Regions from separate parts of the Mus musculus genome. Here regions 2, 3, 4, 5, 6 and 7 are each linked to region 1. A link is a loop called in an ENCODE intact Hi-C map of the cell type or tissue named here. Cell type or tissue: left cerebral cortex. All regions are shown on one strand. Region 1 overlaps Snd1 (staphylococcal nuclease and tudor domain containing 1). Region 2 overlaps Snd1 (staphylococcal nuclease and tudor domain containing 1). Region 3 overlaps Snd1 (staphylococcal nuclease and tudor domain containing 1). Region 4 overlaps Snd1 (staphylococcal nuclease and tudor domain containing 1). Region 5 overlaps Snd1 (staphylococcal nuclease and tudor domain containing 1). Region 6 holds the start of Lrrc4 (leucine rich repeat containing 4). Region 7 overlaps Snd1 (staphylococcal nuclease and tudor domain containing 1).

What was found. Hi-C counts contacts between places; a loop is a spot of excess contacts. Peaks named below come from ENCODE experiments on the same cell type or tissue, not always from the same donor. Only the 100,000 strongest peaks of a DNase experiment are listed, where the experiment ranks them.
Region 2: it touches region 1 in a loop (2.1-fold over the local background); 2 of 42 quality-filtered maps call a loop at or near these places.
Region 3: a loop joins it to region 1, with 2.8 times the contacts of the local background. A loop is called at or near these places in 4 of 42 quality-filtered maps.
Region 4: a loop joins it to region 1, with 2.1 times the contacts of the local background. A loop is called at or near these places in 2 of 42 quality-filtered maps.
Region 5: a loop joins it to region 1, with 1.8 times the contacts of the local background. A loop is called at or near these places in 3 of 42 quality-filtered maps.
Region 6: a loop joins it to region 1, with 2.2 times the contacts of the local background. A loop is called at or near these places in 3 of 42 quality-filtered maps.
Region 7: a loop joins it to region 1, with 2.1 times the contacts of the local background. A loop is called at or near these places in 2 of 42 quality-filtered maps.

Annotation. Positions count from the first base shown.
Region 1 is chr6:28,703,492-28,707,491 of GRCm38, forward strand. Snd1 (staphylococcal nuclease and tudor domain containing 1) reads left to right here. Exons shown (of 24, transcript NM_019776.2): 13 at 3,543-3,653. Among named protein-coding and RNA genes, the nearest start is that of Lrrc4, 130 kb to the right of the region's middle. In left cerebral cortex, a CTCF peak has its summit at 1,772; DNase peaks (open chromatin) are centred at 1,444, 2,055, 2,497 and 3,123; H3K27ac peaks cover 2,508 bases.
Region 2 is chr6:28,779,816-28,783,815 of GRCm38, forward strand. All of the region lies in intron 15 of Snd1 (staphylococcal nuclease and tudor domain containing 1), which reads left to right. Among named protein-coding and RNA genes, the nearest start is that of Lrrc4, 50 kb to the right of the region's middle. In left cerebral cortex, no CTCF peak of the experiment used is centred here; DNase peaks (open chromatin) are centred at 1,611, 2,086 and 3,643; H3K27ac peaks cover 2,691 bases.
Region 3 is chr6:28,540,082-28,544,081 of GRCm38, forward strand. All of the region lies in intron 9 of Snd1 (staphylococcal nuclease and tudor domain containing 1), which reads left to right. Among named protein-coding and RNA genes, the nearest start is that of Snd1, 62 kb to the left of the region's middle. In left cerebral cortex, no CTCF peak of the experiment used is centred here; DNase peaks (open chromatin) are centred at 2,021 and 2,427; H3K27ac peaks cover 2,390 bases.
Region 4 is chr6:28,613,021-28,617,020 of GRCm38, forward strand. All of the region lies in intron 10 of Snd1 (staphylococcal nuclease and tudor domain containing 1), which reads left to right. Among named protein-coding and RNA genes, the nearest start is that of Snd1, 130 kb to the left of the region's middle. In left cerebral cortex, no CTCF peak of the experiment used is centred here; DNase peaks (open chromatin) are centred at 2,163, 2,563 and 3,130; H3K27ac peaks cover 2,201 bases.
Region 5 is chr6:28,787,885-28,791,884 of GRCm38, forward strand. The region is part of intron 15 of Snd1 (staphylococcal nuclease and tudor domain containing 1); the gene reads left to right. Among named protein-coding and RNA genes, the nearest start is that of Lrrc4, 42 kb to the right of the region's middle. In left cerebral cortex, no CTCF peak of the experiment used is centred here; DNase peaks (open chromatin) are centred at 1,582, 1,988 and 3,278; H3K27ac peaks cover 2,523 bases.
Region 6 is chr6:28,831,514-28,835,513 of GRCm38, forward strand. The region is part of intron 16 of Snd1 (staphylococcal nuclease and tudor domain containing 1); the gene reads left to right. Lrrc4 (leucine rich repeat containing 4) reads right to left here and starts at 234. Exons shown (of 1, transcript NM_138682.2): 1 at 1-234. The coding sequence starts at 101. In left cerebral cortex, CTCF peaks have their summits at 1,509 and 3,369 (motif pointing left); DNase peaks (open chromatin) are centred at 72, 166, 814, 1,670 and 1 more place; H3K4me3 peaks cover 2,828 bases; H3K27ac peaks cover 2,917 bases.
Region 7 is chr6:28,811,134-28,815,133 of GRCm38, forward strand. The region is part of intron 16 of Snd1 (staphylococcal nuclease and tudor domain containing 1); the gene reads left to right. Among named protein-coding and RNA genes, the nearest start is that of Lrrc4, 19 kb to the right of the region's middle. In left cerebral cortex, no CTCF peak of the experiment used is centred here; DNase peaks (open chromatin) are centred at 1,857, 2,106, 2,621 and 3,660; H3K27ac peaks cover 2,430 bases.

The DNA.
Region 1 (4,000 bases):
GAACTGGGAGATGATAACAAAACAGGTCAGGCACTTGTTCTCAGATGGTTCTTCTTTGTACAGTATGTGCAACTTTTCTGGAACACTGTAGACTTGTGAATTATACACATATATTATAAAGCAATCCAAACAATTGTAGCCAATTAACTTACTCATTAATATATTTTTCTGTTACTTTCAATATTAAGATGTAGGGAGGCAATGGGAAAGGTAGACAAAAATATGCTCCAATGCTTAGAGTCTTGTGTACTTAAAATACTACTTTTTAAATATTTTTATTCTCTTTCATGGGCTTAATGGACCTTGTTCACATTTGTAGAATCTGGGACCTGATGGTTTGAAATTGTCTTCCAGATGGAACTTGGGCTTGCTATAACCTGCATGCAGTGTGGATTGAAGTGGGTGAGGACGATGCCCAGAATTGTAGACACTTCGAAAAAAACCTGCATGTGACCCCATGCCATTCGTTTCTATGAATATCTGACTCTGCCTTATGACAATAGTTTTTGTTTAATAGGGAGAGCCCTTAATGTCTCCTTTAGTTTGGAAAAGCATTTCAATCCCAGTATTAATTCTCTTTCTAGCCAATTCAGAGAAAGGTGATGTAATGTTGAGCATCCAAGGCTTGGTTAGGTCTCTTTTTATGTGCTGATTATGAATTATCCATTGTACCAGACATGTAATTGTGGTGGAATTACTGACACACTCAAGAATGCAATATAATGTTATGGAATATGCTTTAACGTTTTCTCTGATTAGTGCACTCACATTAGGTTCTAAACCATCTTTTGCCACAACATCTTCCTAGCCCTTTCTTAGCAGCCAGGAGACTGAGACAGTCCAATACTAGAACTAGACTAATTCTATTTGTGCTCTCTTCCATTTGTTTTTTCCAGTTGTATTTTCAGATCATGGAAAAGAGACAGGAGAAGGTAGAGAGAGCTTGTAAAACCTCTTGTCTTTTTTTCTATTCTAGGCAAACTTTGCTAAGAGAATCCTTTCAGAATTCCAGCACTGTTTACAAAATGATTAGTTCTTCTTATGCTTCAAAGAGTATCTTCATTTTCTGGATGTTTTAAAACTAACTTTAAAAACTAGCTATAATTTTTTTACTTTAATTTTTTTAAAAAATTCTAAATATGATAATTCCATCAGAAAAAAAAATTACTCTCCATCTTGTACAAAGGGGTGTGCAAGACAGCCAGGAACCCTGCTCACTCAGATCCCAAAGTCAGGACAGTTAAGCAGTGCGTTAATAGGTGAACTGTAATTGCATGATGTTTCATCACTAAGAGGAAACACATGTGACTCTCACATGCCTGGAATGTAGTAAGTAAATACTCAGTAATGAGACTGTTATCATTTCCCGTGTCTTCCTCTCCTGTTGCTGAGCACTGGCAACTGTCCCTTCAGGGGACGTCTGTAACTAGGAAAAGAAGCTAAGAGCTGCAGAGCGTTAGGGGAAGGAAAAGGGTGAGCAGAGTGTGGAGTGAATCGGGAATCCGAGGCCTCAGAAAGTCTGTGGCAGGCTTAAATCAGTCTGTAAATGTTTGCTGATGGGACGAAGAGGGCAAGGATGGCAAGTAGGGAAGGATGGTGGTCTCTGTTGCCCTAGCAGGTACGCAATAATTCTGGGAATTAATTTGAGTGCTGTAATGGAACTGAATCGTTTGTACTGTTTTGCTTAGTATTCTCTAGATTTTCATACTGGGTCTTGTTCTTAGGAAAATTTCCTTACTTGCTCTGCCGTTCCAGTTTTCTCCTCTAGACCTCATGCATTGACTGTAAAATGTCAATGCTCAGTAATTCAAAATGCAGTAACAAACATTTCTTTATTCTCCTGGCATTTAAAATCACCACGACATCTCAGCCTGTCAAAAGTGGAGTTGTCTTGCAAGCCACTCCCAGCCTTCTAGCTTGACAGCTCTTCGGTGGGTGTAGCCACTCTCCTGCCCTAGTAGGGTTCCTTGGTGACAACCTTAGTTAAAATCCTCACCATGAATCAACATCTACATCTGCTGATTTGGGACTGTTGCTTTCTCTGTGCTGCCAAACACAACTCTGTGATAATGACAGCATTTGCCAGCACGCTTACGCAGTGACTCAGGAGACAGGGTGGCCAGCAGAGCAGCCTATTTGTGGGAGTGGATTTTAAGAAGTGCTAATTCCATGGCAGTTTGGAGATATTAATATCGTGCTGGCAGTAGATAAACAGGCAGCAGAGGGGCAGATAATAGAACAGAATCAGCCACGGCATCTTTCCTCCTTTCTTAAACACCGTATTTTGTGCTGCTTCTTTGAGAAGTCTGTTCTCCTAGGTTTAGATTAATAGAATCCTTACTGGTTTAAACAGATACTGCTTAGGTGAGCTGCCAGTGACCTCATACTCTTACTTGCTGAGGATCACCAGTGTGCTAAGAGTTAACTACATTTTCAAGCAGTACTAAATCACAGCATATGGCACAGTAGCCTATTGCTTACTGTACCCTCTCCCTAAAGGGCAGCAAACCAGATGGTGTGAGTGGGGCCTTTGGTGTAATTATGGCAGACACAGAGAAAGACAACCACCACTCTCCCTCAATAATATCATATCTCTTCCTTTCCAAAAATGATATTGTTAAATTTTTTTCGGTTGGCTTTGCATATCAAAGTTCTCTTTCCAGGCTGGGAGGAACCATGAAAAGAGCAGCATTAGTCATTTGAGTACTCTTCCCCATGTACTTAGGGGGGAGTCGGGCACGGTCAAAGAGGGTGTGTCTCATTCTATAGTGGGCATAGTGTGTATAAGAATAACTTGAAGGGAGATTCTCATCTGAGGCCTGTAGTCAGTCAGAATGGTGTTGAATATAGTCAGTTGGACCAGTTGAAAACTGGTTACCTCTGGTTTTACTCCTCCTCCTTTGTTTGTTCCTGGTGGGTTTGTTTTGAAGGGGGGCAGGGGATTTTTTCCCCCTACCAAAATGACTTTTTTCTGCCTTTCCTTCTCCCCAGTTCATTCCTGGCTCTTCTCCAAGCCCACTTAAAGTGGGAAATCTACTGTGTGGAGCTTCGTGAGAAGAGAGGCGTGTTGAATATTGTGTTACACCAGTGTTTGTAACGCTGGAAGTACAAATAGGCATCTTCTAGCTCTCATATAGGCTGGGAAGGAGCCTGAGAAATTTAGGTCATGCTTTTATGTGCTCATTTTTTATCTTGTGTGTCTTTTTAGAGCAGACTTTTCTTGAGGGTAGTAGCTTGTTTATAACATTCTGTAAATAGCCCGGCCTAATGTGGGCTTCTTACAGATAGTTTCTGCTGGTTGTGTGTGTGGACTGATGTAGCATCTGATGCTGCTAACAAGAAAAATGCTGAGTTGGGGATTTTTGTCGTTCCAGGTTTTTGGTTTTTTGTTTTGTTTTGTTTTGATTCCAGCTTAACATCCCCAGCCTCTCCCTCCTCCTGCCAGAAAGCATTGTGACCTCCAGGTGCAAACAGTTGTCATTTCTGTTGACTGAGTGCCATCTGAAGCCCCAGTGTTAACCGACCTACCTCCTCTGTTGCAGAAACATTGCTGAGGCCCTCGTCAGCAAAGGCCTGGCCACAGTGATCAGATACCGGCAGGATGACGACCAGAGGTCTTCACACTACGATGAGCTGCTAGCTGCAGAGGCCAGGTACGTTGTGAAACGGCTAAACCTAATGGGACACATAGTAGTACTTCCTTCTGTGTCACTGTTGCATCTCTACCTGAGCAGAGTAGATTGGAAATAATATGCAGATTAAGTCTGGATCATTTTTCTCTTCAGCTTTCACCAGTGGACATCCTTTGAAGTTTCTGCCAGACCGTGATTAAGCATACTTAGCCTCCCCCACCCCAATCAGCAGCACACAGAATGTGGCCACCCTGTGTTGACATTATACAAGGAAAGAGCCATGGGTGTGAGCCTATCATGTCTGATAACCATGCACGATCGTCGCCACCATTCCTGGCACTACCCGGGAAGCCTGGCTTATGTGTGCA
Region 2 (4,000 bases), 76 kb after region 1:
AAAACCCTGAGAAAACATTGTTATTCAAAAGCACAAAAAGTTTAGTATGGCAGTGTCAGGGACAGGCTCAGAACGGCGTATGTGGGTGCTAGGTTGGTTGGATTGTACCCCAGACCAATTATTGTGACTTTAACTTATGACCATTCTCAGGGACTAATAGGAAGGCACTCCATCTTTGCTTCAAGAAATTGATGCACATATGAAGATTTTTATCCAGGTTTATTGGGTTCACAAATGCTAGTCCCCTCTCCCCCCACCAGTCCATCCTTGGCTTGTAAGATAGGAACTGATAAGAAAAGGTAAGTGAAACAGTGGAAGACAGCTAAGGCATTGTATAATATTTTATTTGATTCTTTAGGTATCACATAAAAGTTGTAAGTATGCTGCTTGTTGAATTTTCATCTGTGTACAAACCCCCAAGTAATACTCCTATGAAAATAGAAACTATTTCTAGTATCCTAGTATGCTCCCTTGGGGCCCTCCTTTCAGACATAGCCAGTGTTCAGACCTCTTTAATCATGGCTTAGTTTTCTCTGTTTTGAACTTCAAAACTGAAATCAGTTTAAACACTTACCAGTTTGACCGTAATGGCGGTCCATGTTACCAGATAAATTAAGGTTCTCCTGTTTCATTACAATGTCCAGTTTTAGATCACTTTAACTACAGTGTGGAGAGTAGATTTGAACAGCCCTGAACCAACACGAGCATGTGTAGCTGGCATATGACTGCCATTGACTGGAGAAGAGTTGAGGAAGCCTGACTAAGTGTGCAGTGACCGAGTAGAGCTGACTGGAGAATTGCCAAGTAATGTTTGAATCTCTGGAACTTTGTTAGTTGTTTGGTAATGAATGATGGCAACAAGGACAGCAATTTCCTGAGTTATAAATAATAAAAGGTTCCCTTTGATTACTTTGGAAACCTTTTCTGTTAGATGCTTGTAGACATTTGTAGGTACAGGTAAATTCAGAAATGAATATTAGCTCTTAGATCTCCTTCAATTTATGGTGAAATTGAAGCCCAGCTGTACAACTGTGATTGCTCAGTGATGGCAGAGATTGGGAAAAAATGTAGCCAAAGATGAGCTGCCATGAAGCTCCCCCTCTTGAGAAACAGTCAGGAGAAAGGATGAGAAAGCAGAGGAGACCTAGGAATCACTGAGGTGGGAAGACCAGGAGAAATGAGTAACAGAGCAGCCTGTGTGGACTTCACACATGCCCTTAAGACAGCGCATTTGTCTCTAGCCTTGAGAAGTGAGGGCTTTGAAGCGACCTGTGTTTCCCCTAAGACACTTCTGAGGAAAGTAGGGTAACCTTTCCCACAGCCCCTAGGCTTGGCTAGAATCGACACTGGATAAGATGGAAACTTCAGAGCGTCACCAAGCTTGAGCCTGATCAAGGCTATCAGGACAGAAGGGCCTGAGGCCTACCTGGGCGTCTGGCAGTGCAGATCCATCACCCAGCCTCTATAAAGTGATTATTTGGGGCTTGAGCACACTGACTGTGCCAGGGAGAGGGTGCTGTTGATGCAAACTACTTGTAAGTGGGAGATCTCAGTCATAGGTGCCCCCTGATTGGCTGGGATCTAGCAAATAGGCCAACTATCTTGGGCCTTCTCCTTCAGCCATCCACATACATGCGGGCCAGATGAATGTGGTCTGGAGACCGGTACTATTTTATGTACCTGTGGAGAGGTATTGAGAGGCTCTGCAGTGCCCCCATTTGCTGCCCATGTTTCTTCTTTGGGTTCCTCAAATCTGTGCCATCTTCCACTGCAAACTGTGTGGATTCTAAGGAGAGGTACATTAGCTTCTTTCCTCATTACTTTCCCAAATCTAGCTGAGTAGACTTTCTCTGTGGTAAGAGGTCAATAAGTGGCTGAGTTGCATTTATTTACAGACAGTTGTGAACTGGGCAGCCCTCTGGCCTCAACCTCCTTGGATATCCTCTCACTGAGTAAGCTTGAGCTTAGCCTCTAGACTGCGGCTGCCTCTCTAGGAGTGCCACTGTCTTCCAGCAAGCTGGGTGGCTTCTTCCCTTACATAAGATGTGTGTGTGTGTGCTAGCAGAAGAGAGCTGCCTGCGTGAGTGTTTAGCAAAGATGATTTGTGTGGAGTTATTTTGAGACCCCAGGGGAGGGAATGGCAGCCAAGCCTGCAGTATTTTAAACCGTATCACTCAACTACAAAGATTAATATGTTACAACATCCCTGCCAGAGCATTGGTAAAAAGGAAATAAGAATGTTAGGGGCCTACAAATTATAAATGTCAGCTCTGTCTGAACACACAAGGTCACTTCAGTGGTCTCCATCTATCCTGAGCCCTTGGAGTTTCTCCTGCTGTCTCCTCACTCCTGCCGGCCTGAAGATCCCTAGCAGACTTCTGGGATGCTCACCAGGCTGCCTCTGGAAGAGGAATCTGCTTTTCTGTTCCCTAGATATGGACTGGTAATTGTCTGAGTATTCAGAGAAGTAAAGAAGTCTATATTCTGGCAACCCAGAACTTCTATCATTATTGACTGAGCTTGAAGCTCCAGGCAGACTAGAAGATACCAGACATCCCTACCGAACATCCACCTGTCCTCCTGGCTCCAACCTGAACAACTGTTGGCTAAGGCTGAATCACAAAACAAAGGATGTTTTTGTTTAGTGGCCTGACTCTGTATGAAACATTGATCTTGGTTTTCTTTTCCTTGTGGCTGTTATGCTGTGGAATTTGCTTCACGGGGCAGCCCTCTATAGACAGCTGTCCTCTTTGCCATTCAGCAGCTAGTACCTCCCAGAGAGGTTGCCTGGGATGGAAATGCCAACACAAACGTGCTTATATGGCCCTAGCACTAGCATTTCATTTTTAGAGATCTTATTGCCTTCTGATCTTGAGAGATCTGTTTTTGGGCCAAAGGACATCCCCAGTAACTTATAAATTGTGGAAGGCAAAGCACAGAAAGATACCTGTCCAGGGCTGGCCACTTTTATTTTGTTTGTTTTACATTCAAAGGGTACACACAATGAATTCTTTTAATGACCAAACCTATGGGCACAAATAGTAGTTGTTATTATCAAATATGTTATTTCATCAAATAGATAATTACAAGGACTTATAGCCCTATATTCTCTTTATAATTTTCTTGTCACCAGCCTCTTGCATATACTCAGGCATTTAGCATAGTACAAATGACATGGTTCATGACACAGCTCAGAAGAAGCAGTGAGCTTGCTTGCTTGCTTGCTTGCTTGCTTGCTTGCTTGCTTGCTTGCTTGCTTGCAAGTATGTATGAGAGAAGTGGAGAGAAAACCATCTACTGAGGTGTGCAGGATGGTAAAAAGAACCAGGCATACTGTATGGAACAGGAAGGGTGTGCCTAAAAGAAAGTAACCCTTCTTCCAGGAATGGTGGCCAGATAGAAGCAAGATTGAAAGGTTCCGCTATGGCTGTCCTGCTCCACTGTCCTGCAGGCACTCTCACTGTGTCTGTGATAGACACAGCCTGTTCTCAAGCCTTCTGAGTGACTGGAGCTATTGTTAACAGTCACAGTCACTCTTGTTAGACTCCTGCATTCTTCCCTCACTCTCCTTCCCAGTCTTTGTCCTCTTTCCTTGGGTAAATGAGCACATAGATATGTGAACTCACACATGCTCTTGCATCCTAGCCTTCCCCACTCCACCCCCATATTATCAGGGACTGTGCCAGACTGAGCTTTGTGCAGGAAGTTTTACTCTCCCTACCATTCTAAGCACTAGACTACCACTTTTTCCTGCCCACCGCCCCTCCCCTGCCTCATACGTACTTTGCTTGTGTGTCCTGATGTGGGGAAGATGTCTACCCAGTAATACGGTGGTGTACATGTTAAAGCAGTCTTCTGACCCTGGAGAGACAGCCTGTTGTCCCAGGTATATCTAGGGAAGCTGGTCTTTCTGGGATCTGAGTTTCCTCCTACTGACTTTGCCTCCCTCCAGTTTTCCAGTGGAAGCTTTCTGTCCAGTGTTAAAGTAAAAATCCTGGAA
Region 3 (4,000 bases), 160 kb before region 1:
GTAAAAGTAGTTACATTTGGGATTTTGATAGAATTGTATCAAATTGACAAATTGACAAAATCAAACCAACCAACAATAATAATATTGTTATTAACCAGCAAAAATAATATCGACATTGGCAATATTAGATCTTACCCATAATCATGGATATGGTTCCATTTATCTTTTGTCTAATGGTTCTTATCTGTATGCATGGTAAATGTGTGCAAGTGTCTGTGCAGGCCAATAGTTAGGTAAAATGGCTAGCTACAAAGTTCCTGAAATCCTCTTGTTCCTGCCTCTCAGTACTGGGATTCTGGGCATGCCTGTCACACTCACCTTTTTTCATGGGTGTTGTGAGGGTAGAGCGATCTCAGCTGAGGTCCTCATGCTTGCCCAGGGAGCCCTTTGCCTACTAAGCCACTTCTCAAGCTCCCTCAGTGTTTTTTTTTTAGTTTGTACTGTATACATTTTTACTTCCTTGGTTATTCCTAAGCAGTTTGCTGTTTGTGATGCTTGCTATTGGGGATAAAATTTAGATGTTATTGTTAGTATATAGAAATTACTGATTTTTGTCTTCCACTACTTTATTAATTCATGAGTTGATTTAATAATATTTGAGGAATCTTGGAGTTTTCTTCATATATGTCTTATGAACAGTTTAATTTTATTCTCCTAAAATTTGTATGCCTTTTATTTGTTTTTCTGCTTAATTTCTAGATTTATGTTGAATGCAAGTAGCTTTTTGATAAAGCTTTAGGACTGGCCAATATATTTTTATATAGTCATTCAGAGACGGCAAAATACAAACAAGTGAAAAATTTGTCACTCACCTGACCTTTGTCAAAGAAGGAACTACATGATGATAAGGAAGTTGTAGGGATGGTTTGGCCAGAACATTAGCCTCCACCGCACTGCAGATAGGCTAAGACTTGTTTGGAAGATTTCATTAACAGTCCAGTTTGCAAATGAATTAGAAGAGATTTAGGAATATTCTTAGGATGGTTCCAGAACAGTTAATGCTGAGAGTCCATTGCTACCCTAATGTCCTTTGGTATTTTGTGTGAGTGTGGTGCATTTGTTATAATTGATGAACCAATATAGATAATGCTGGTATTAAATGAAGTCATCATTTTATTTAGATTTCTCTTAATATCTTTTTTTCTTTCTCATTAATATTAAATTTGCTTATTTTACTTCCTTACAGCATCTTAGACTCTCCGTGTTTTCCTTGTGCCCTTGATTGTTTTGAGGAGTTGTGAGGTAGTTTGTAAGGTGTCACCCACCCATAGAAATTTGTCTGATGTGCAGCGTCCTCTTAGTTATTTCTGATATATTTGGTTATACCAGGATATTGCTATGATTATTAACTTTTATTAAAAGCAAGCTTGCATTTGTACTTTTATGATGGAAGACAGAGACTAAGCATAGTACATGATCCTAGGTACAGGAGAAAGATCAGATATCAGAGATCAGTAAGGTGAAGGGCATGGATTTCATTTCTGATGGGCGGTCTCATCAAAGGGCAGTCCCCGGTTGTCCTGTAGAAGCCCTGTTTGGTTTGATGGGCTCTCTGTCTCTTTCTATACCAAGATTGATATAGAGTTGTTGTTGGGTGTGTATGCAGTGCTGACATATTGGAGGGTGTTTGTACCTCAGAAGGTGGTTGTAAGCATGCATCAACTGATGCATGCTGCAGGACTCTATGAAGCCAAATAGAACAGCTCCTGGATTCACAGTGAGCATTGAAGGGGCCTGTGCAGATTGTCACTATGGCAGGGGACCAAAGAAAGGATCAGTATTTCTTTTTTCCTGACACAGCTCAGTAGTTCTCTCGACAGTGGTGGCCTTTAGCTTATATCTTACCATCATGAAAACATTTTTTCCTTTGCAACTAGACTTCAAGTGATGCAGAAGGAATTGGATTTAGTGTGTGTAATCTTGAGTCCAGATGGTGACTTGTTCCTTATAGATTTCTGCTCCTGAGCCTTGGGTGATCTCTTGGTGTGTCTGTATGAGGATGGCGTGGTTAGAGATCTGTAGCTTATACTTCAGTTCTCCTGATGAAAAGCTCCCTGAGAAATATAGCCATTCAAGGGTGGTCTATTCAGGGGTGGTGATGAGCAGGCTCTGGGTGGGATCCACTCTGCATTTTACTTACTGCACAGTGTGTGTCGATACCCAGTAGTTTATTGCTTCTTCCATGTCTTTGTACGCAATTGCTGTTTGCTGGGCAGTAATGGCACCATTTACAGAGGAGTAGACCTCCCCCCCCCATACACACACAGGCGCACACTTCCTTTCTTCCCTCCTGCCCTCCCTCTGAAAGCTGAGCCTTGCATCCCTTGGCAGCATCTGAGTGCGCAGCTCTGAAGAGGAGGTTGCTAATCAGGGATATGCCAAGCAGAGAATCTGCTGCTGTGGCCTAAAATTTAAGCTTCAAGAATCCATTTACTGCTGTCGCTAACATGTTCTAAGGGGTGATGAGCACCAGCCTTGTCAGAGGGGACGCTTAGATCCTCCCATTCTGGGAAGGGGGAGGTGTGACACTGGGATACTTTCCCTGGCGTCCTTGCTCTCTGAGCATGCTCACCAGCAAGCACTGTCAAAATTTTTTTTCGTGCCTTGCTGTAAGGAAGTTCTGTATGTTTTTTTGGCAACTGACAATTTAATAAGAGTTAATTTGAGTTTGAGAGTAAGTACAGATCTGTCCAAGAGTAAGATTTTTGAAATATTGTGAGATGTGTGCATTTGAGATGACTGAAGATTGTCTTATTTTCCTTTGGGTATCCTTTTGAAAGAATTATTGACTGGCTAGGAACTGTTTTGCTGGTATTGCTTAGAGGGATTTTTTCTTCTCTTTGTTTGCAGTTAGAATAGTAGACTAGCACACTTAGTCTTGAGTAAGACACGTCATGAAGCCCACAACCCTCAGATTGAGACATAGTCATGGGGCCTTTTCTGTTTGGGCCTGTTGTCCACTGTTGATAGCTTTGGGAAGGTATTTTATTGATATGAGTTCTTGGCATTAATATGTCTAGTATCTATATTTTTGGTTGTATGTTCTAGACAGTAAGTACCTTGGAGGTTTTTTTGTCTTGATTTTGATAAATGTAGAAAGCTCTTGGATTTGGAGGGTCTTGGTACCTTTTGATACTACCCAGTTCTGATAACCAGCCCTAACCCTAGTTTGACCTCATATTATATATTTTTATTACCTGTGATCTTCAAGTTTTTCTGTCCAGGAACTCAGGTTTGACACTGACTTTTGCTCTGTTCAGAGTTACAGGGTAATCTTAAATGTACAGTAGAAAAATAACAACTCCTAATTTTCTTTGGTCTGCTTAGATCCTTCATTATCTGTGGCCTTTTCTCTCTGCTGCTTCCATTATTCACAGTGGTCAAACCCAGACCTTTCCGTCTGCCAGCCACAGCCTTCCATGCACGCACAGCTGGGTTCTAACTGGCATCTGTTTCCTTCTTTCTCTTTGGTTTACTAAGCTACGGCCACTTTCTGTGGTGCATATTTTCTAACTTGGTTCTGCTGTTTGCTCATTCTTAAGATTGTCCCTCAGAGCATTCTTTATTCTTTTTGGTATGTGATTTGCTGGTTCTTTGTAAAGGTGGAGAATAGATGTTTTTGATGGGTCTACAAATAAATGAGTGTATTCTTTGCTGAAGAATTTTGGGCCTTCTACGAAATAGGCCTCCTTTAAGACATTTCCCAGTGTTCATCTATCATGGGAACAGACAGTCTAGGTGCTTTTGTTTCATGCATAAAAGAGAGAAATTTCGTCAGTCTTCCCTCCCTTGTGGCAGCTGACCCTGTAGTTCAGCCATTCAGAGATTCCTGATGGGGGCCTGATCGAAGCATAGATGAGTGATTTTCACTCTGCAGATGGAATGAACGGTGACCAAATTTTGTAGTCAGCTACTTCCTTGTAATGCTTGCAAAGAAGGAAGAAAAGGAAAAATCCCAAACAGCTTTGAAGCAACAGGGTTTGGATGTAATTGGGTGAAT
Region 4 (4,000 bases), 90 kb before region 1:
ATAAATTGTAACTGAGTAATCTCTTAGCACTAAACCAAATATCAGCATTCATATCTGAAAATTCTCATATTAGTGTGGAAAATGAATTTGATTTCATGTCTGATAATTCTCTCCAATTAAAGAGTCAATGGAACATTATCTTTAATGTACTCAAATTTTTATTATGGTAAAACACACAATATAAAAATCAAGTGTAGTTCAGAAGTGTTATGTATACACATATTTTTATGAAACATACTCATTGACATTTTTCATCTTGTAACTAACTGTGAAATAGTAACTTCCATTTCCCTTCTCCCAGAGTCTGGATAATAAGTGAGCCCTACCCCTCACCCCTCCCTTTTTTTTCCCCATTGCCTTAAGAGATGCTTGTAGAGTTCACTGCGAGATAAAGTACACAATCACAAAACCACTGTACTAGAAAAATAGTATTTCCTTGCTGTTACCAGGTCTCCAGTGAGTTTTGCTGTGCGCAGTAATCTTCCTTTATTTACATCCTGCTCTGTTATATGGTAGCCATATTGACGTGTTTAAGCTAACTTTAGTTTTCCCTCTTTACCATGATTGTGATTTGCAAACTATGACTGTTTCCTTGTGGTTGGGCTTTAAAAGAACAGAATGATTCATTACCCATGGGAGTGTTCAACAACACGTCAGGAAGGGAGAAATTACTGCTTATATGGTTCCCTTTTTGTATAACTTTTATATCTTTCAGACTCCATAGATTAGACACATTGGCTCGAAAGTCTTATTTCTTACTCATTGTCAGTTGTTAAATCTTTGAGCATTAATTTCTCTTCCATCACATATTTTAATTATGAAACTTTTCATATGCAGTACATGTGCACATATGTACAATGGGCATGAGAGTTAGGGAATAATTTATCGGGAATGTGTTCTTTAAGAGACCTGGAGACTGGGACTGGTAAAGCAATTGCCTATAAATGTGGGAGGCTACAAGTTCAAGAGAGACTTGAATTAATACTATGCTGCAGTCAATTTTCTTTGCCCAGCTACACAGAATACTTCTGGCTGTTGTCTCACATCTGGACTGGAAGCAGACCATGTGAGTTATTTAAACAATGCAAACATGAGGAATTTGTAACAGAGTATGTGAATACTGAAAGAGTAAAGATGAACCCAGTGACATAAAATCGTTTATACTGACACGTGTGATACTGGTTGGCTATGCTGTTTCTCTGACTTTGAAGTAAAGCTCATTATTTTAGCTCTACTGGTTATTGTGGAGATTACAGAATTGGTATGTTTAATGTGCTAATCACATAGCAAGCACCAAACAGTTCATTTTGCTTTACAGTAATTTTTAAAAATTTAGAGTAGTGTTGGTCCTATATATTGAAGTAGCTAGGAGACCAGCAAGAGGAAGAGTAAAGGCATGGCTGTCATGGTCGGTGCTGATGGGGGCATCGGACATTTTAAAATACAATTTCATTGTCTTGTTAAGGCCTGATCTGGAGAATTGCAAAAACTCTTCTCCCAGATCTTGGTGCCAGTCCTATGTTCTTCACAGGACGAACAGTTGTGGAGTAAGAAGCCCCTGGTTGTGCTTGCTTTCCTCCACTCACAAGTAACTGTTGTAGGGTTTTGTTATTTGTGAACTTGTTTACTGAGTACAACCAATGGGAACAAAAGGATCCCAAGCAGGTGCTGTGTAGTCAATTGGAGATTCGGTGAAGGACAGGCTCCTCCCAACAGCATCCTCCACTGAGTTCTCGTTAAGGTCCCTTCATACAAATATCAAGACCGTGTTGTCTATACCTGCTGTGACAGCTCACAGTCTGTGTGTGTGTGTGTGTGTGTGTGTGAGAGAGAGAGAGAGAGAGAATGAGAGAGAGAGAGTGAGAGAGAGGGAGAGAGGGAGAAAGAGAGAGAAGAAGATTCATAGTCTCTCTCTCTTTCTCTCTCTTCACCTGCCAGTTTTCCTCCATTGTAGTAGTGGGCAGCCAATGACCAGTCTTTCTGACTATTGCCATGTACACTGTATAGTAAAGGAAGGAAGGTGATCTTCATTGTGTAACATTAGATGGGTGCCTGGCGCAGGGCGGCAGAGAACAGGCTGTCTTGGTAGATAAAATATGTGGTACTAGACACAGCAGCTTGATTTAGACCTTGGAGGGATGCAACTGGCCAAGCAGAAAGTCACTGTCTAAAGTGAGGCCTTTCTGCCGTGTTCTTACATAATTTAGTCTCCTGGTTTGAAATGCGCAAGAATTTATTGCACAAATTTGACTGGAACTCTGGCTCAATTGAAGGTTCCTCTGGCACCAGCTAAATAATAGTGTCATATCCAGCATCATTTTCGCTTCTGTGTTGTTCCAGGAAGAAACTTTAATAATAATTATTATTTTTTAATATGGTGAAGAAAGGGAGATATTCACAAAGAGGCATTTCTCTAACAGAATGATACAGTCCTCTGAGTAAGCCCAGCCCATCCTGCTGTTGGTTATAGAGAAAATCATTTTCCTATTGTAAGAGATGTATTTTTCCCCTCTAGTTCCTTTCTTCTCTTTGAGAACTGTGGGAGGGCCTGTGGCACATCGCTGTGCTGGATGGGTTTCATCTGGCTTGTAGCCTGTGCCTTAAGTAACAGGGTTGTCTCTTCCGAGGGCATTGGCTCTCCATTTTTAGCATGAGTATGAAGGGTAAAAAATGGAGGAAAAGATTTCTCCATTACTAGAAAACATGATTTGAGGCCAACTGGTTAATTATGAGCCTCCAATGAAGAGAAGTGGGGCTAGTCGGGCATAGCCAGTGGTGAAATAGCTGGTCCCTGCTGCTGCTGTGTAGTTCGTGATGCACTACCTCCAAGACCTCTGGGTTAGTCTGCACTTTTACTTTTTAGATTTGTATTATTTATTTACTTGTTGTTACTGTTTTGTCATCTTCTTTCTGGTATTGGGCATTGGACTCAGGCTCTGTGTTTGCTAGGCAAGGACTCTACCACTCAGCTACATCCAGCCAAGCTTTTGTCTCCATGGGCTTTCTCTCCTCACCTCTTTCCCTTCTGCCTTTAAACTCTGGTTTGTTGTTTGTGGGCTTTTTACTGTTCTTGCCAGTGAAGGAGTTTCCCCTTTCAACACTGACTCACGCTTCTGGTTCATCTACAAAATTCCTAGCTAGGTACAAGAGAGTCTTCTCAGTGATGCTAATTATTTTTTATTTCTCGTCTGTTCCATCTGTTCATGTGAACAGCAGATGAATTCCTTTCATTTAGCCAAACTTCATGCCTGTTTTCTGTATCACTGCCTGTTACTCTTCTAGAACAAAGGAAGGACTCTACAACCCGGCCCTGTCTTCTCCTTTCCTTACTTTCCTTTACTGTTTGATTGGTGGCAGTGCAGTGGAGGTCAGACTGAGATCTGGTACAGGATGGCTGTGTGCTCTGCTACTGAGGTGCGGCTTTAGCTCTTTCTGTTTCTTGTGGTGCTGGAGGGCCTCTGCTTGTTTCGCAGACATGCCAGCACTGCGTTCCACCCAGCTCCCCTTCATCTCACTTCCCAGATACCACAACAGACTTTTGCATAGACTTAGTCTCAAATTTATAAGGCTTTGGACAACAATTTTTCCCTTTCTTTTTCTTTTCTTTTCCTTTTCTTTATAATTGTTAGTTAATGGTCTGTTTTTAGTAATAGCTGAGGTATCTCTAGCTCATCAGTTAGTTCATCTTTCCTTGAACTGTAAGGATTTCTGATTCCTTGTAGCTCCTGGCTCTTTACAGTTTGTCTCTGCGCCCCCCCCCACCTCCCCTCATGATAAGTAATAAGAGTTCATTGTGTTAAACTTGTAAAGAGACAGAAGATTGCCTTAAAGATTTAGCCAAGAGGCCATGGTGACATGTGCCTGTCTCTATTCCCAGATCTTAGGGTGCAGAGGCAGGAGGATGGCAAGTGCAGGGTCAATTTAGACTTCATAGCAACATTCTGTCATTAGAAAAAAGGCTAAATTAGAGAAGAACATATTGATTGCTTGGATTTTATTT
Region 5 (4,000 bases), 84 kb after region 1:
CCTCAACTGACAGCAAAACGGGGACATAGTAACAGACTAATGGTGCTGATTACAGCTTCTATCAGAGAAACCTAAAGTGTATAACAGCCCTGCTATGCACCACAGACTGGAACTTCCTTCAGAGTTAGCTGCAATTCTCACTGCGTCGTGAAGACTCAGCCCTATTGTTCCTGTACCCAATTAACTTCAGGCCCTAGTCTTGTCTTGTCTTTTTTTTTTTTTTTTTTTTTTTTTTTTGGTTTTTTGAGACAGGGTTTCTCTGTGTAGCCCTGGCTGTCCTGGAACTCACTTTGTAGACCAGGCTGGCCTCGAACTCAGAAATCCACCTGCCTCTGCCTCCCGAGTGCTGGGATTAAAGGCATGCGCCACCATGCCCGGCAGCAGATGCATCAAACATCACAAAACCAGAACAACGTAATAAAATCCATCCTTAAAAAACTCTAAACTAAAAGTATTCATTTTTAGCTCCTGCCCAGTTCTGGCTCCCTTGACTACAGTTTTCTGAGATATGTGATCCTTTAGTTAGGGTCCCTTCCCTCTTCTCTGATCCCTTTATTCTGATCATTGAGAAAGCTTTAGCAGTTGCATGCCCCAAAGTTGCTTGCAAGATTCGAGCTTCCCCTGAGGAAACAAAGTAGAGCTTTAGAGAACAAGGGAGAGAATAAAGACCCTGAGACAATGTGAAATCCTGATTTTATTTCTGAACTTTTAATTATAAATCGAGGTCTCATACCACATAGAAGTAGCTCTTAAGGCCAGCTAGACTTCCACCTTGCCATTCTCTCTGGACCATCCTAGGAATAGAAAACTGAGAGGCAAGTGTGTCATCTCTTGTTCCTCAATTTTTAGCTGATCCATTGGCAGCATTGCAGATCTCTATTACACCTGTGAGCAGAACTTGAGAACAAACTTTTGGTGCGTGAGATACAGAACATTGTTGAGAACCAGCAACTTTTCAAGTGATAAGCACGTTCCTTAAGACGTAAGCAGGTGCCTGCCTCCTGCCTGCCTGCCTGCCTGCCTGCCTGCTGCCTCTGCTTTTCCTATTGATGATGGAGGGTTGCTCTTGGCACTTAGGAAGGGTCTATGTACAGTGGGGTCTTTTCAGTTTTGTTTGTTGGCAGGGAGAAAGGTAGCAAGGAAGGTAGAGAAATGGAACTAATTGAATCTGGGGGAAAAACTCTGCAGAGAGCCTGTGGATTATAAATTGAGTAGCTGCAGCAGCAGGAACTCAGACAAAGGTATTGGAGTGCAGTCAGTGTGACAGGAAGCTTATTTTGCCGTTCTCTCTTGCCTTGCCTTGTCCTTGACAATTCCTCCAGGGGGGCTGTATATATAAAAGGAAGGGAGAGGGAGCCACACTTCCCCACCTGGAAAACTCAACAACATTCCTGCCTGGGGTCTTAGAAACTAGAGAGGTCTACTCTCCCTGCCCCTTGCATCTGTCCCTTGTGTCTGTGACTGTACCCAAACCTACTTTAACTACTTGCCAGGCATGTTGGAAGCAGATAAAACCTTTTTGTTGCTGTTCTAAAACTCCCACTACAACTGCTGTTCTGTCTTCTCAGGATCAGATCAACAAGAACTGTGTAGACATTTCAGGGGCCAGCAGTGCTTAAATGAGCAATACTTAGAGTTGAATTATTATTAACATCTTTCCCTAAGTGTGGAGGGTGAAGTTGCAGCTGACTGGTATGCACTTCTTTGATTGTAAGCGAAGGGGCGGCTGAGCACCTTTCAGCTTCAGGATGCAGTAGCAACATTCTCGTTGCCATTGGGAAATTTATTTATAACCCAGTAGTTATCTCAACACTGTTTTTCCAATATTTTGTCCAGATTTTTCTTCCCCCTAATAATTATACCCCTGCTCTCAAGCTTAGCATTTCCCCTCCTTTTTGGTGTTTACACCTTTCAAATATTTGCAGATTGTTAACGTGTCACCCTCTTAGTCACCACTTAGCCGAGCTGTACCGATTTAGCACCTTTTATCTTCCCTTTAAAGGCAGGCCTTCCCACCCTGACTCATTCTCTCCTGCTCTCTTTAAGGGTGCTCCAGTTTTCTGCATTTCCATGTGGCCACCCTGGCATTCAGTGCTGATCATACATGAGGATCGTTTTCTGTTCTGTTATATTGGAAGCCAAACATCTCAGCTGTGCCCCAATGTCTCAGACATTGCCACTCACACTTAATTATGTTACCTCTAAATTTAAACTGTGTTCCCAAATGTGACAGTTCAGAGATCAATGGGGTACATAGGTGTGGCTATGCTGAGATGTCTGTAGTTGAGAATTCTGTCAATCCCTTCTCTGGTATTCATGCAAAACACTTCTGTCTTACAAATGGGTCATTCCAGACTGATGTGCAGCATATCCTGCTTTCTGCCTGCTTTAGAAACCCCACATCTCACCTCAGCCTCCTTCCCTCCATTTCACTAATATGGTCTAGCCCATTACAGGCACGATGTGGGAAGCAGGCGGGCTGTATGAAAAGAGTGAGGTCAGGAAGCTGCCACCAGCTAGAACACGTCCCTCTACTACTGTGTAAGGCGTGCTAGTGCTGACTGCGCTTGCCGGTTCTCTCTTTTGATGTTTACCTTTTTTTCTCAGTATTTTTGCTCTTATTTATTTAATACTTCTTGGGAATCTACTTTGTCGATTGACAGTGTATTGGGTGTCTGGTTAGAAAAAATAAAACTTGAATTCATGACACAGTTCCCACCCTCAAAAGCATGTTGTACGTTAGTTTCTGTTTTATTTCTCCTGAAAATTGTAGATTCCCATAACTCATGGCGACAGTGAAAGGAGAGGGTGAATTTATAGGAACTCTGAAAGTCACCTTAGGGATCCTGAGGAGGATCACATGTCACAGACATTAGAACCTAGACACCGAGCCTGAGGACCTCTGTTACTCCAGGCAGTTCTCTGTTGATGGCTTCCGTCCTTGGCTCCTCAGCAGGCTTCTGTTTTCCATGTAGCATGTGTTTTACATGTAGCGTGTGCCGAGCCAGCTCCAGAAAGAGGGTCACCCTGGCTCACCTTTGTTAGGATACAGCTTTCTGGCTGGCCTCACTAGAGATTGACCTCCCCTGCATCTGGCAGCACCACATCTGTTCATCCTGCCCTGCTACCCCACTTCTGCTCCTGCTTTCCATTCCCAGCTGTAGCGAGAGTGTGGGAGGACGTCACTGATTGGGGTTGGTGAGCCCCCCACTGGCTGAGCCACAGCACCTGTCTGCCTGATGTACTCCCGTTGTCTCTCAGGGGTTAACTGTCTATACCCTCTGCAGTAGCCTTATATAGCCATATAGACAGCAGTAAAAGGGAATGCTTTCTACCTAGTAACTTAGCTGCATGAGGACACACAGTCTTTGTCATACTGCTACCCCTACATTCCAGGTGGTGTCTAAAGTAGGCTAGGAGGCCTGGGTGACAAGAAGGAGGGAGGCTTCAGTGTGGACTCTTTCTGTGTTCTAAGCAAACAGAAGGAGCTTCTGCTGCCTGCCTCTGCTCTCTTTCCTCAGAGGGCAGGGCAGCAGCGAGAACACAATGGCCATGGAATCAGCACCACTGACTAATCCTTCACATTGCTTCTTGTTTCCACTAGCCGTTTCCTTCTGATAATGCCTGGCTTGTTTGCTGGACTGATGGTCATTGGGAAGCTGTCGCTTCTAGGCAAAGCAAATTGGCCATATTTCCCCTCAGTTCCCACCGTGCAATACAGGAAAGATCAGACACACTTTGAGTCCTAAAGCTTAATTATCACAGAATTCAACATACATTCTAAAATATTCAGAGTGATACATAACCCTTGACCATCAATAGAGTCTCTTATATGCCTATTATCTTGTCATTAGCAAGAATTTGTTCTTCTTGTTCCAATGCTGACTGACCAAAGTGTTTTTGTTAATTGAGCTAGCCAATGTCTCTAAGAGTATAATTTTTTAATAGACTGATTACTCCACAACCTAGCCTTTTAAATTTCAAAAGAAGCACTCTGTAC
Region 6 (4,000 bases), 130 kb after region 1:
ATGGCTGCACACAGAATCCACACTTGCGCCGTGAGGTAGACGACGGGAAGCAGGACGGCATTCCAGGTGTGGTGCACAGTTACCTGCCACAAGAGCTTCATGGTGTGGCACGTTCATAATTCACCATCGCCTGGGATTTTGGCTTGGAAAAGAGAACCAGCCTTACCCCGGCTTAAGTGAGCTAGGAGCTCCTCTTTCCATCTGGAGAAGGAGGTGGGGAGGGGGCGATTAGAGACAAGCAGATCGGCCTAGAAAAACCCTGCGAAACTACTGAGCGGCCCCTCATCTACCAGCCCACCCTCAAGGCCAACCCATAGAAAGCTAAGACTCTCTCCCACGTTGCGACCATCCCCACCCAATTCCCTGTCACCTACCTCGGAAGGAAAGCAGGAAAGAATTAGCGCTGTGTCCTTAAGCTTTCTCCACGAGAGCTGGGCTCATCGTTCCCATTCTGACTTTAGTTTTAATTAACAAAGGGGGAAGTAGTGGGGGCAGGGAGGGCAGAGGGGAGGGGAGGGGAGGGGTAGGGGAGACAAAATGGCTTCTAGTAAATCCGGAGCCGGCGAAGCCGCGGAGTTGAGGCGCGCCAGGGAGAGCCAAGGCCCGGCGGGCTATGCAGGTGCATGCCCCCCCGAGAGCCCGAGGAGCGGCGCCACCAGCGCTTCCCTGCTTTGTCCTTGGACCCTGGCACCAGCTTGTTCCAGTCGCGGGAGAAGGCGCTTCATCGCCAAAGTGTGTCTCCAGCCCCCAGCCCTCTCCCTGGGCCGCCGCGGGGGATGGGGGTGCGGGGGCGCTCCCGAAGCCGCCCAGGCCGCGCTCGCTGGTTGCTGCGCTGCTCTCCACTCTGCTTTCCCAGCGTCGGCCGCCCAGAGCTGGCGGCAGCTGATTGCAGTCGTGAGCTCGCGGGGCTGCGAGAGTTAAGAGGTGTTCGCTGCGCCTTCGCCCTCCCTAGGCACACACCCCCTTTTCTCTTCGCCTCTTCTCGGAAGGGTTAAAAAGACAAAAACTGGGCTCAGTTCTCCAGTCCCGCCGTCTGCTGGTGCGGGGAGCGGTAATCCGTCCAGCCCCAGAGGGGCAGCGGCGTGGACGTGGTGCTGGGACCCAGTCCGCGAACGGAGGAGCGCGCAGCGCCCGCGGTCGCGCCCGCACCGCAGGCCCCTTCAGGGAGTCCGGGGGCGGGCGCGGGTCCGGCAGCGGCGGCGGCCGCAGCCCCCGGCAGCGCGCAAGCGCCCGCCGCCGCCCGCCACTGCTGGGCTCCCGGCGCGCCGCCGGCCCCGGCTTTGTGCGGAGAGTGCGAGTTCGCCGCTGGGCTCCCGGAGCCTTCAGCAACGGAGCTGCCAGCGGGCTGCTGCAGCGGCCAGAGCGCTGGCGACGGCAGCGTGAGCAGTGGGGGTAGCGGCTGCGGGAAACGCTCCGAAGCCGGTGAACATGGTCCCCGCTGGCTAGCGGCGGCGGTGGCAGCAGCGGGGCCCCTGCGCTCGGCGCCCACCGTCTCCTCCTCGCGCCGGGCTCGCGGTGTTGCAGGTGGCAGCCACGCAGACTGCTCTCTCATCCTTTTGTCCTTCAGTCAGAACGTGAATGTACTGCTGACGCATACTGTTCTAGGGAGAAGATTAGCGTGATGCAGTGCTCTTATGTATTAACACCGCTCTCCCTCTGCCGCCTGCCCTCAAGGGGTTAACGCCGCGCCTTCCAGCACGCGCTGGCTCGCGCCGCGCAGCCCCGAGTCGCGGAGGGCTGCCTGCCTTCCTCGCTTCTTCCTTCCTTCCTTCCTTCCTTCCTTCCTTCCTTCCTTCCTTCCTTCCTTCTTTTTCCCCACCCCCCTCCCCCCTCCCCCGCAGCTTCCTCCCCGCCCCCTCTAGACGATCGGAGCGGCCCGAGCGGGCGAGCGGGCGAGCGAGTCCGAGTGAGCGTCAAGTGAGGGGCTGCGCGCTAGTCGCAGGCGTTCGCAGCTATTTTGGTCAGGTCGGAGCGAGTGGCTGGTTGGCCGCTGATAGGCTGGAGCCGTGCGGGGCTGCAGCGGAGACTGCGCGGCCCCCACCCGAGCCACCCAGCACCCTACAGCCGTGGACTGCTGGGCTCAGGGGCCCGGGTGCGGCGGCCCTCGGTGGGGCTGCAGCAGTTGGCCGGCCTCCTACGAGCGCCCGCGTCATCCGCACCCCCGCTGAATGCTGACGGGGTGCCTGGCTGCGCGGCCAGAGTTTGGATCTGCAGGATGGTGGGGACCTAGGGGCAGGCAGCCGAATCCACGCAAGGGCTGCGTTGAGTCAGAAGACCAAAGTCTATGCTTCGCCTTACTCTGTGCCTGTCCTTCCAGTCCCCTCTCTCGAACATTTTCTTGCCCCCTCCCCTCTCCCACAGTAACTAGGGCTTTAAATGATAGTTTTCTTAATGAGGGCTGTGGGGGCGGGAAACAGTGGGAAGAAAGACCAAATTCAAGGAGTCGGGGAAATGACAACCTGGGGAGGATTGAGGTGAGTTCTGAGAACCCATGGTGCAGCAGCCCGTGGTTCATTCATTGGGGAGCTGCCTGCAGCCTTGCCTCTCAGATGCCCCCTTCCCCTCCCCTGTATGCAGGGGCCAGTAAGGTAATTTATGCCTTCTGCCCCTGGAGCTGCACCAGCCTCTCTCTGGGAGTCCCTTAGCAGCTTGCTGAAAGGGGAGTTCTGGTCCCTGCTTTGACAGGCTATTGTAAAAGCATAGGTCAGCATTTGCCAACTCATTTCCTCCATAAAAGAACCTCTTTTCTCAACCATGTGAGGGTGAAACAATCTATAGATTAGCACTGTGCTGTAGGTCCAGTAGAATCACTGAGATCCTCCCAGCTTTTGCCTGTTATCTAACAAGTGTGTTGTTTAACCCCATTGTTCCCACGTGGGCTGTTACTTACGGATGAGGACCCCAGGATTTCCCAACTTCCTGAACTCTACCACAGCCATAATCTCAGTATTATCTGCTTCTTCAAACCCTAAACCTTCTCCAAGTCCTAGAAAGTTCCAATGTCCACAATTTTGTATTCCTGTCCTTTACCAAGACCGTGACATTTATATTCGCTGTCAAGGAAAAACATTAGCATGATATTTTTGAGCCATTTCTTTATGATTCATTTTATGAATGGGTAGAATAAAGTATGTGACTAGAGTCCCACATATACTAAGTTGTAGCACCAGGATTTGAACCCTGACAAGCCCCACACAGATTGGTGTCAGGGCTCTTGGGCGTAGGCATGATTCCACAGAGTGTTCTTACAGACTAATGCAGTCAGACTTCACCCTCCACTCGCTAGTCCTTGTTAGGGTGTTTGTGTGCCCACCATGCTAAGAATGTACCTGCGACTGCTCTGGTGAAGAGACTGCCCCCTGTTGTCTCCATTTTCCAGGTAAAGCACTTGTGCCAGATAGTGACAGTCAGCTTTTCAAGTCAGTCTTCAATTCATGAGACCAGTGAGTTCATCCCTAACAGAATATCCACTGTATCTACTGCCCAGGCCAGTGGTGGAGGCAAGGTTGGGGAGAGACTGAACATTCAATCAAGGGTATATGAGAAATCAGAAAGAGCATGAGAGAAAGGACTAAGAAAGTCAGTCCTACAAACGTATCACTTGTGATGAGAGATCAGAGGGAGAAATTAGAAACTGAGGTAAGCCCTACACTCATGCTAAGGTCTAATTCCAGTTGACTCTGCAGTGGCTTTCCCCTTGGAGACAGGGTTTTGTTTTAAAGCCTAGACTGGCCTTGAATTCATAGCGATCCTCTAGCCTCAACCTTTCAACTCTTGTAATTCCAGGCATGTGCCCCAATCCTTTGAATTCCTCATTAAAGCCCGTGTGTAAGAAGGATGTCACTGTCTTGTGGGCCCAGGAAATGTGAGCCTGGTACACCAGGAATCTGTGGGGAAAGCTGTCGTTGACCCAGCTGCAACTAAGCAGGGAAAGTGTTGTGTTATTGGGGATATTGGGGGTGGGTATCACTAGGGAATGGGTGGCACACAGGAGTATGGT
Region 7 (4,000 bases), 110 kb after region 1:
TAGTGCAGAGCTGAGCACACAGGACCAGAGCACAAGCAGAGAGAGACGAGGCCAGGTATCTGTCTGCTACTGTCTGCTCAGGCCAAAATCTAAACTCAGCTGCAGCCAAAGGAAACAGCTTAATGGCTAAAGTTGGAGGCATTTTCCTTGTGAGGAGAGCATTTTGTTTTATTTGGGTTTTTCTTTAAGAAACTGGGGAAAGTTCAACGTGCATAGCCGAGATTGTCCTTAAAAGTCCCTGACACTGCCCGATCCTTGTCCCCATGTATCATATGTTCAGGGACCTGCTCCTGCCCTCACAGAAGGCCTCCAAGAGAGCTGTGCCACCTTGTCAGGGTCTGGAAGACTTTCACTCCATGCTGAGATCTCCCTCCCCATCTTCTCAATCTTCTTTTTGTCTTTAAAGTTGGGGAGGAACAAATCACATTTTCCAGCAATTTAACGTTATTAGCTGATCCCCCCCCCCCTTTCAAAGCAGAGCTAAATGGAGCTAAACATACACACGAAGGCTATATTTAGACCTGATGGTGTGGTAGAGTAGAGAAGGCACACACATAGAGGTTTATCTGCTACCTAGTAAACACAGGGAGGTGTCAGGGCTGGAGAATTCAATAGTAATAATAAGCATTTATATGGTGCAATGACAACTTTGATACAGGGCATAATTTTCTGGGGATTGCTATTAATTGTGACTCTGCCTGTGAGCGGCCCCCTGGTGAGGGGCTTGGAACACCATGCAGAGTTAAGCTATATTAAACATCAATTAAAATAGTGTAAAATAGCAACTGGGCAAAATCCATAAAGGTCAGAGTAGCTGTAAGCATGGAAGCGTGGATGTGCAGGGTTAGGACCTAGGTTGCCTACTGCCGTGGGGGATTCGTGTGGTCAGCTATTAGCTTCTGCAAGGGCCAGGATCATCAGGTTTGCTGGAGAGTGAACCGTGGAACCCATTAGCTTTCAGTTAGTGCTCAGAGAAGTTTCAGAGACCACTGCTAGCCAGCAAGAGAGGATATAAAAACAACCAGAGTCAAGGGATGCATTCTTTATCTGTGCTGTCCAGGACTGTGGCCACTGGGTATATGCAGATACTGAACTCGAGATACACATGCTCACACACACCCTCACCTCACCTGAGAAACGGAGAAAGGAGTCAGTGGCTAAATTAAATCAGCCTTGGCTTGCTTTGTGCCCACCTTCTCCTGACTGTCCCATTTACCAACTCTGACCTCCATGCTCTTCCCCGGTAAAGTGACTGTTGTGGGACTAAGTGACCTTTACACATTTAGACAAAAAAGAAAAGAAATCCAGAAAAAGACCTATGAAGCCCCGTGCCTCTGCACAGTGTCCCTATTCAAGTGTCAGCCTGCACTGAAAGCAGCCCTGGTCTCAGTCCCTCCCCGCCAAGAGGCTTCACCTGGGCTTCTTATCCCTGAAACACACTTCCAAGTTGTTGTCCAGCACCCAAATCTCCTGAGGCACGCTGGATGCCATTGTTGCCTCCTTTGTATGGAATACATCTACCCTCAAGAAAGTCGACAACAGCCAGAACCCCTAATGATGACTCTGGGTCATTCTCAGGTGTATCATTTTGGCTTGGGTCCATGAAGCAAGAGGGGTATAGAAGTTACCTTGGGAAGTCAGGTCTCAGATGCTGACTCAGTGGCTATTAGCCAGTCCCCCTCCACCTAGCAGTAGAAAGTCACTGCTCCAGAGATTGTCCTCGGCCGCCCAGAGCCCCTGTGGAGCTGCCAACACTGCACAGCTCACAAAGGGCCCTGTAGCATCTCTAATTGAGGAGCTGGTGAGCGGCCGCCTTCAGTGGAGGTATTTTTAGCTACAGTGATACAGCCCCATCTTTTTGCAGGATGTTTTGTTTAGTTGTTTCCTTAAATGAAATAAATAAGTAAAATTGAAGACTGTACTACTTATACCCCAGTGCCAACACCCAAGAAGTTACGCCGCACCCCCTCACCATAGCCTATGTAATTAATTCTCCCTAAGACCCAGGTGCTGAGGCACAGTATTAGTCAGAATATTAGAGAGATATCACACACAGAGGCAAGAAAAGCTAGCAAAGAGAGGAGAAACAATGCAGTCTGGCCTAGTGTCTCCGTGCTGTGGGCTCTGCAAGCAGCGTGGGCAGCCGGGAACCACCCTCCTCTCGGGCTGCTCGGGCCTTTGATGCATCTGATGCATCAAGTGAGTGGGCTTCCTTCCACTCCTGAGCAGAAGGCGCCCTGTGCTGCATGAGATCCCATTCTCTGGTCTGCTGGGGCTTAGGGATGGGGACATGGGGTTGGGGTTTTGTTGTCGTTTGGTTTGGTTTGGTTTGGTTTTATGCTTTTATTTTCCTTGCCTTTGCCCTATCTGTGGCTTTGTCGTGCTTTCCTTGTCTTTTGGGTTGGTTTGGTTTTGGCGTCTATATTTATTTGTAAGAGGTTTTGGTTTGGTTTGCTGATAAAGAACTAGAGGATAAGCACAGCCCTTGCTTCAGACCCCGTGGCAGGATCCTGTATTGACCATGGCAGTCATTCGTCACCCTGGCAACACACATGGGTCGGGGAGGCACAGAAAAGCTACTAATGCTTGGAGACTTCATCAACCACAAGGTTTTTTGGTTTGAGGCTTTTTTCCCAAGTTCCCCAGGTGCATTAGCTGATACCTAGGGAAAGCTTTGTTAATTTTGGTAGGTGTGATAATAGCATTGTGGTTATGTAAGGAAATGACCGAGTATTTTTAGAGATGCATACTGAAGTATGTAAAGCTGAAGTGGCACCATGGCTAGGATAGACTTTAAAATGCTGAAGCAAAGAAAGCGGGGAGAGAGAACGATGAAGACTTTATTGGATCTCTATGATGGTTTATGGAGTACTCGTTAGTATTCTACTTTCAGTGGTCCAGATTTCTGTTTTCACAGTAGTTTTTGTATAATTAAAATATTTTTAAGATTTTTTTACCACCACTCCCCCTGCCAGGAATTCCTATATGCATCTAAGGTTAAGAACTACTGGCTTATTTGGAAATTAAATTCAGACCACCTTACCCTAGCTGATCATCTTAGACCTAACCTAGTTCATGACTTTGGATTTCTATCAGCATAAACTTGATCCCTCCAGCTCATAAACAGTGCACATCTGGGGACAGGATGGGCAGGCACAAAGAACAACCTAGTTCTGCCTCTAGACTAGAATTGAGGAGTAGCTCAGTAGACAGCTCTGTGTGTTCCCCACAACTCTTTAGGAGAGTTGCTGTACCTTGGAGCTGACCTGCCTTACCCCTTGCCAATGCTCCATCCTGAGAGCTTCTCTGGCCACACCAGGGGAATAATGGTGGTTGCAGCTATTCTGTGATCGTGATAGAAGAAAGTCCTCATTTCCTTGGAGCACTTTACCCACTGCTGGTGTGTCCTAAAATTTGTATCCAACCGTCATTCCCAGAAGTCCATCCACATTCTCTTCCTCCCCCACCCCTCCCTGTGTGTGTGTGTGTGTGTGTGTGTGTGTGTGTGTGTGTGTGCGCGCGCGCGCGCGCATGTGCCCCTTGTGTCCTCAACATTGTCCCAATTCCCAAGTGCTATTTTGTTCTGGCTGCTTAGTAGATGAGACCAATAGCAGCTGTGCAGCCAAATTAAATGGAGTTCTGGACGAAGGCTGGAGCTTCTATCCTACATTTGCACCATGGCCTTGATTAGGACCCTGGCTAAGCGCTTCTTCATTCAAAGGCAAGCTACTGACTAATCTTTATTCAGGGGGCTTTGTGACTTACACCTAAACATTAAGCTAATCTGTGTGTTGCTATAGGGTCCTAAGAGGGGGTGAGACTACAGGCGATCTAGGTCACTTATCAGACTAGAATAAATACAGTTTTACCAGAGTATTTACTGAGAGCATTGCTGCCAAGCTCCCAGCTCCTAGGGCAGTCCTTTTAGCAGATGCCTGCCTGAGAAGTGTTGAGGTCATCTACCCACCCTGTGCCTGTGCCAAAGGACTGGGGCATCTCT